Linked DNA regions of Homo sapiens: region 2 is linked to region 1. A link is an interaction called in ENCODE POLR2A ChIA-PET data of the cell type or tissue named here. Cell type or tissue: GM12878. All regions are shown on one strand.

The links. Peaks named below come from ENCODE experiments on the same cell type or tissue, not always from the same donor. Only the 100,000 strongest peaks of a DNase experiment are listed, where the experiment ranks them.
Region 2: POLR2A ChIA-PET joins it to region 1 with 6 read pairs; 2 of 35 experiments call an interaction of 5 or more read pairs at or near these places.

What each region holds. Positions count from the first base shown.
Region 1 is chr1:119,264,242-119,268,241 of GRCh38, forward strand. The region is part of intron 6 of WARS2-AS1 (WARS2 antisense RNA 1); the gene reads left to right. Among named protein-coding and RNA genes, the nearest start is that of LINC01780, 62 kb to the right of the region's middle. RefSeq lists an enhancer at 2,327-2,496. In GM12878, no CTCF peak of the experiment used is centred here; a DNase peak (open chromatin) is centred at 2,350; H3K27ac peaks cover 275 bases.
Region 2 is chr1:119,342,641-119,346,640 of GRCh38, forward strand. All of the region lies in intron 2 of LINC01780 (long intergenic non-protein coding RNA 1780), which reads left to right. Among named protein-coding and RNA genes, the nearest start is that of LINC01780, 16 kb to the left of the region's middle. In GM12878, no CTCF peak of the experiment used is centred here; no DNase peak of the experiment used is centred here.

The DNA.
Region 1 (4,000 bases):
TGCATAAATAAGCATTTTATTTACTGATAATCGAAAGGAAGAATAGATAAAGACGTAGAGTGATGCCCTACCATAGAGAAAGGGTTATATATATATATATATATATATATATATATATATACACACACACACACACATATGTGTATGTATATATATACACGTGTGTGTCAGGATTCACAAAAGAAGGAACGATCAGTTTTGGCTGAGGGTGGGGGGTCCAGGTGAGATTCTGTATGTGAGTATGTGTTGGCAAGGTGCACAGAGATGAGGGTGAAAGAACTGGCAGCTCAGGTATGGAGATGGCAGGCCTGAACCACCTGGTGTTTTCAGGAAACTACAGGGACATTTGTATGTTTGGTGTGTAGGGTATGAGGTATATATATACACATATGTGTGTGTATATATATACACATATGTGTGTGTATATATATACACATATGTGTGTGTATATATATACACATATGTGTGTGTATATATATACACATATGTGTATATATGTGTTTATGTGTATATGTGTATATATGTGTATATGTAAATGTATATATGTGTGTATATATACGTATATATGTATATGTATATGTGTATATATACACATATATATATACGTATCTGAGCATCTTTTATCAGATCAATCTACATAAAAGTATGTGTGTGTGTGTGTGTGTGTGTGTGTGTGTGTATATATATATATTTTTTTTTTTTTTTTGACAGAGTCTTGCTCTGTTGCCCAGGCTGGAGTGCAGTGGTGTGATCTTGGCTCACTGCAACCTTCACCTCCCAGATTCAAGCGATTCTTGTGCCTTAGCCTCCTGAGTAGCTGGGATTACAGGCCCCTACCACCACGCCCGGCTAATTTTTGTAATTTTTGTAGTGACGGGGTTTCACCATGTTGACCAGGCTCGTCTTGAACTTCTGACCTCGGGTGAGCCACCTGCCTCGACCTCCCAAAGTGCTGGGATTACAGGCGTGAGCCACTGCAGCTGGCTATATATATACAGTTGGCTGGGCGTGGTGGCTCACACCTGGAATCCCAGCAATTTGGGAGGCCAAGGCGGGCAGATCGCTTGAGCTCATGAGTTCAAGATCAGCTGGGGGAACATGGCAAAACCCTGTCTCTACAAAAAATACAATTAGCTGGGAGTGCTGACGTGCACCTGTAGTCTAGGGAGGCTGAGGTGGGAGGATCTCTTGAGCCCAGGAGGCAGAAGTTGCGATGAGACAAGATCATGCCACTGCACTCCAGCCTGGGCAACATAGTGAGACTCTGTCTCAAAAAAAAAAAAAAAAAAGACAGGGTTTTTCTATGTTTCCCAGGCTGGACTGGACTTGAACTCCTAAGCTCAAGTGATCCTCCTGCTTCAACCTCCCAAGAGAAAGGATTTTACTCCACTTGTCCCTCACTTAGCTAGCTCTTTTATCTAGGAGATTTTTTTAAAATCTAAGCATGATCAAAGTTCTGGGACTTTTTGATGGCCTGGAAGATAAAAGGAACCAGGACATCCTGGAAGAGAAAAGCAAGTTGCTGATAGTGTAGCATTTCCACTGGGCTTAAGGAAAAAGTATTAAAGAGACCCTCATATATCTTTTTAGGTTTTCCAGCTTAGCTCAGTAGGATAGGAAAGGAAGGAGGATTCAGGGCAAAAATCTTTATGTAAAATAAATTTTTATCTGACGTAAGTATTCCCTGCACTGTCACATATGAAAGCATGATGTACAAAGTGTAATAAAGTGAGGACTCAAACTTTTGCCCTGTTAAAAGCCAGGAAGGGTATGGGATTCCTGGTTTATTGTTTGATACCTACAATTTCAAGCAGACTCAAGAAAATGCTACAGGATCTGAAATTATTGGGGTGATTTATCTCAGACTTATAGGATCTGTGAAAGATTTTCCTCACAATCTTGTTCTTTATAAATGGATTATACTTCATATGGAAAAGAGTTGATAATTTTGGAGTCTTAGTGGTAGTGGTTTAAAAATAAAAAGCAATGGAGATTTCATCTCCAGTAAGATCTGAGCATCTTTTATCAGATCAATCTACATAAAAAATTATATACACACACAGAGGACAAAATATATTTTTAAAAACAGTATCTGAAGACACTGGAGAGTGATTAAAAGCAGGAAGATGCTGGAAGAAGCCAATATATGAAAGAAGAAAATGGCATTGATGAGTTTTTAGATTTTACAGCTTTTAGGCCAAGGCAGGTTCTAGCCTGCACTATGTAGAATGGCTAAAGCTCCATATAAACCCCACATATTACTGGCTAGAAGAACCAGAGTATGGGGCAACCACAGCACAAAGAAAATTAAGAGGAAATCCCCAAAAGAATAGAGACTAAAGGGGGATCCCCATCTGCCCACATCTCTTACTGACCTTTGAGCTGCTCTCATATGGGACAGATGCCAAGCCATCGAGTGAAGTTTAGAGTTTGACTGTGATTTGAACTGCTGCTCTGAACAAAGGAGATATTAAAAGGATAACAAAAAAATTATAAACAATTTTACACCAAAAATTTGACAACTTATATGAAATGGATAAAGTCTTTGAAAGATGCAAATTAGCAAAACTTACTCAAGATAAGCTACACAGTCTTACATTTACTTTAAAATTTGAATTTATAGTTTAAAACCATCCCTCAAAACAACTCCAGATGCTTCACTGGTGAACGCTAGCATACATTTAAGGAAAATATTACACCAATTCTACAAAAGAGAAAAAAAAAAAGACAGAACGGGAAGAAAAGCAACTAAAACCTAAGTTTCTATGTAGATTCTACATAGGTGATGTCATCTGTGAATAGAGGCAGTTTTGTTTATCCCTTTGCAATCTGTATGCCTTTTATTACTTTTTCTTGCCTTACTGCACTGACAAGGACTTTCAGTACGATGTTGAACTGAAGTAATAGGAGTGAACATATTTACCTTTTTTTCTGATATTAGGGGGAAAGTACCCAGTCTTTCATCATTAGTTATGATATTAACTATAGGTTTTTCAAAGATGCCCTTTATGAGGTTAAGGAAGTCTCAACCTGTAATCCTAGTTTGCTTAGAGTTTTCATGAATAGTTGTTGAATTTTGTCAAACCATCCTTCTGCATCTTGTGAGAGGATGGTATGGCTTTTCTCGTTTAGTTTGGCTGATATGGTAAATCCTATTGATTTACTTTCTTTTTGTTTTGTTTTGTTTTTGTTTTTGTTTTGAGACAGTGTCTTGCTCTGTTGCCCAGGCTGGAGTGCCGTGGCGTGATCTCAGCTCACTGAAACCTCTGTCTCCTGGGTTCAAGAGATTTGTGTCTCAGCCTCCTGAGTAGCTGCGACCACAGGCACATACCATCATGCCCAGCTACTTTTTGTGTTTTAGTAGAGACAGGGTTTCACCATTTTGTTCAGGCTGGTCTTGAACTCCTGACCTCAAGTGATCTGCCAGCCTTGGCCTCCCAAAGTGCTGGGATTACAGGTGTGAGCCAACATGCCCAGCCCTATAGATTTACTTTCAAAAGTTGAACAATATTGCATTTCAAGGAAAATTTCCACTTGGTCATGATAGATCATTATTTTAATATCTTACACAATTTGGTTTGCTAATATTTTGTTGGTGTTTTGTATCTATATTCATGAGGATATTTGTTTGTAGTTCTATTTTCTTATAATGTCTGATTTTGGTGTGAGGTTAATGCTGGCCTCAAAAAATGAGTTGAGGGCCAGGTGCAGTGGCTCATGCCTGTAATCCCAGCACTTTGGGAGGCTGAGGCGGGCGGACCACTTGTGGTCAGGAGTTCGAGACCAGCCTGGCCAACATAGTGAAACCCTGTCTCTACTAAAAATACAAAAATTAGCCCAGCATGGTGGTGCATGCCTGTAATCCCAGTTACTCGGGAGGGTGAGGCAGGAGAATCGCTTGAGCCTGGGAGACAAAGGTTGCAGTGAGCCTAGATCACATCACTGCACTCCAGCCTGGGCTACAGAGTGAGACTCTGCCACACACACACACACACACAAG
Region 2 (4,000 bases), 78 kb after region 1:
ACCTAATCTTTGGAAATGAGAGAGAAAGGGTAATTCCAAAACTGATTTTGGGGAGGGAGAGAAACAATGATACTTCAAATCCCCCTCATTCACAATATCGACAATTTTCCAAGTAGGAATAGTGAACCCAGAAAATCTGAGAGAGGTCTCAGTTAATTTAGAAAGTTTATTTGCCAAAGTTGAGGATGCACCTGTGACATAGCCTTAGGAAGTCCTGACAACACATGCCCAGGGTGGCCGGGGCACAGATTGGTTTTATACATTTTAGGGAAACATGAGACATCAATCAATAAATGTAAGAAGTACATTCATTCCATTCAGAAAAGTAGAGACAACTCAAAGCAAGCCCCCTTTACCCTATGGGCTTCCAGGTCACAGGTAGGTGAGAGACAGATGGTTGCATTCTTTTGAGTTTCTGGTAAGTCTTTCCAAAGAAGGCAATCAGAATATGCATCTATCTCTGAGCAGAGAAATGACTTTGAATAGAATGAGAGACAGATTTGTACTGAGAGTTCCCAGCTTGAAGGGGCTGAAGACATTTTCCTTTCACATTTCCCCTCTTTTCTATTTAAAAATCTTTTGGAGAAAGCATTTTAGAAGAAAATGAGTCTCTGGCCTCAGATTTCATCTGATCTCTCAAGGCTAGGACTGTTTATTCCTAAATGGGTAGGTCCCAAAAGCTTATTTTTAGCAGGCTGTGAAGTCTCATGTCCTATGAAGAGAAAATTGGGGGAAGAAGGGAGAAAAACAACAATAAACAAAAGAACAATCCTGGAAAAATGTATATCAGCCACATTACTCTGAAGTCCATACATTAGTAGGCAGGTATGCAAGTGGCTTATGTATGCAAATAGGTTGCTGTTATTTTCTTCTGAAGTTTAAGTTGTCTGGCTTCAGTTCACAGGGTTTTAAGAAAGCAAAACTTAGTTTTCAGTGATTCCAAATTAGGAAAACTTGAAAAAAAAGAAGGAAAAATAATTGAAAACATTATTTTGAAGACTTGTAGCCAAGAAAAATTAGAATTCAGTTCAAACTGTAGAAAATAATAAAACTTGAAAAAAAACATTAGGCAAGACCACAATCTAACAACAGGGGTACTATAGTTTTGAAACATAATTTTTCTCTCTCCAACTTCCCATTTGTACTGAAGACAAATTATGGCAGAACAGGTTTGCTTTATTATACTTGGCCTAATTATTTGCATATAATGTGGCAATTATATATATATGTGTGTGTGTATGTATATGTATGTGTATATATATATATATATATATATATATATATATATATATAAAACATAGGCTTTTAAATTGGCTTTGATGAAACTTGTTCATAAGAAGAATCTCAGATGAGACTTTTTAAAGCCAAACCAGGCATGGATTTTGTCATCAAATATCTATGAATTGGGTGAATTTCCTCTCCTCTTGAGGTTTCAAGATAAACCTGGGGCTTCTGGGCCTGTCGGAAGGTGACATTCATTACTTACCACAAGTCAGAAACCCTGTACGGGGACTGTTTACACAAAATATGAGGCCAGTTTTTCCAAGGGCTTTATTGGATCCATAAGTCAAGTTTGATTCCTTAAAAAAAAGCACAACATTCCAGTCAAAGCCTTGGTGAAATAACGTTTCTCCAGTTGTTTCCTGTTACAAATGAAAACAGATTCTTATTGCACTTATGCAAATAACTGTATTGCCATAAGTTAAAAATACTCACAAATAGTTTCCACAGTCTGAAGAAATCAGGTAGAGAGAAACAAATATGCTCCAAATTTTGTTCATAGGAGTATACTGAGTTGTTAGAAGCTGTCAATAGCATAAAATAAAGGTATTAAGACTCTGAAAAACAAAACAAAGGATCAGCAAACGTTTTAAGCAAAAAAGTCAAAAAGATTAGTTCAGTCCATGTAGTATATTCCTGTTCTTCTTGATATTCATGAACATTTTAGCTGTCCATGAGTCCTGAAAGTTTTTCCTCTATTTTGATACACAGTCTCCAAAGTTATCAGAAACCCGCATTCAAGAGCACCTGTTAGAGTTTTATAGCTGATTATAGAACCACCTTATTTATTTATTTTTTTTTTGAGACAGAGTCTCTCTCTGTCACCCAGGCTGGAGTGCAGTGGCATGATCTCTGCTCACTGCAAGCTCCGCCTCCCAGGTTCACACCATTCTCCTGCCTCAGCCTCCCAAGTAGCTGGGACTACAGGTGCTATAAAACCACCTTCTAAATAGGACCAAAACAACAATTGTCCATGGATGACAAAAACTTTTAGGGCAGCCACAGTCAAAGACACAATTGACAAGGAAATTTGTTACCTCTGTAGCACACAATAATTTTAACATAACAATTATGATTATTACTGATAATGTACACTAAGTTATATCAGAATTATAGGAGTTTCCTATAATTTTGGAACTATTAACAGTAACTATTTGTACAAATATAGCCCAAAGGGAACCAAATACCATTTCATATTTGACAATGCTTCCTGTGTAATTTTTGTACCAAATAAGCCAAATTATGTGGTATTTTTTGGACTTTAGGGAACCTAATATCTTAAAGAATTAATTAGGTCATAAAAAGACATAATTTATAATTTGATTTTGGACAGTTTGTCAAACATCAAAGGTTTTAAACATTTGATATCATAAAATAGGGTCACAGGTCATAGTAAAATAAGTCATTCATTTAACCAAAGTGCTAACTCAAAGATTTAAAAAAAAACACAGACAAAAGTCTTTATTCTTTGAGAGAGAAGGCTTAATTTTCCAAACAATAAGCCCTAATAAAAACAGTATGAAGCCAATTAATTTTTTCAAAATTTTATAAATAATCTGTAAAATTTTAATCTTGACTGTAAGATATAGCTTCCATAAGCCTTTTATAACCTTTATAACCTTTATATAGTTGTTGGTTAATGCTTCAAGAAACCCTTGTTAATCTGACACAGGGGTCCATGTGTTGGTCTTGCAGAAGTATGCCTTTAACATTAATGATTAACTTATAGAGAAACAGAACTTATTTAATCTTTCAAAATCAACCCTTACAATCTTATGTGTCCACCTCTCCCTCAATAGTGCCTGGGCCTTGAGGAGTTGAATAGCTTTAATTTATTGCCCCATGTGTCAGGAATGCATTTTATTTTGATTGGCATCTTCTATTGGGCCTGAAGATGAGGCTTTAATTGCTGTCAGTGTTTAAGATTTAGCAGGACTTGGTGTCCTTTTTAGACCCAGGAGTCAAAACCCTGTAACTCAATATCACAGGGGCTTTAAAAGTACGTACAGGAAGATACATGGATGTAATAACCTTAATTTAAAAAAAAGTTGTCTCATTTTCTTTTCCTAAGCAAACCAAAACTTAATGACAATATGACAGCTGGATCATATTAAAGTTTTTTTTTAAATATAAAGACTCTTATTATGACTTATGCAGACCTTTCATGAAATGCTTGGACTTTCCGGTTTGTCCTGGACATCTCTCTTTCTTAAACAACCAGTTATTTAATTATTTTATTTTAAAACTGCATTTACCATACAAGATTCTTTCTCATATAAAATTATTTCTCTTTAAGTTTTCTTATCACAAAACGAACCTCTTTCTTGTTATGACTTTCTTTACATCTCTTTTTATTTTCTGGTTCTTTTTATTTTGTTTTATATACAACCTTTAAGCTTTGAATTAGACAAAACTTATTCAACATTCTCTTAAAAAAGGACACCCCCTTTTTTTTTTTTAGCAAGAATGTTTTCCTACAATATATGTTTATTGGAAAATACCCCAAAAAAAAGTATCTATTATTTAATTTAATATAACTTTATATTCTAAATTATGACCAGTTTGTCTACAGGTGTTTATCCCATTACATTTACCTAATTATTTTGTTTTAATTTTTTACCTAGATTATTTATGAAAATTGTGATAGTCATGATTTAAAGTGATAAAACCACCATTTCAAAATTATAACAAAGACAGTGAAAAAAAGATTTGACCTAAT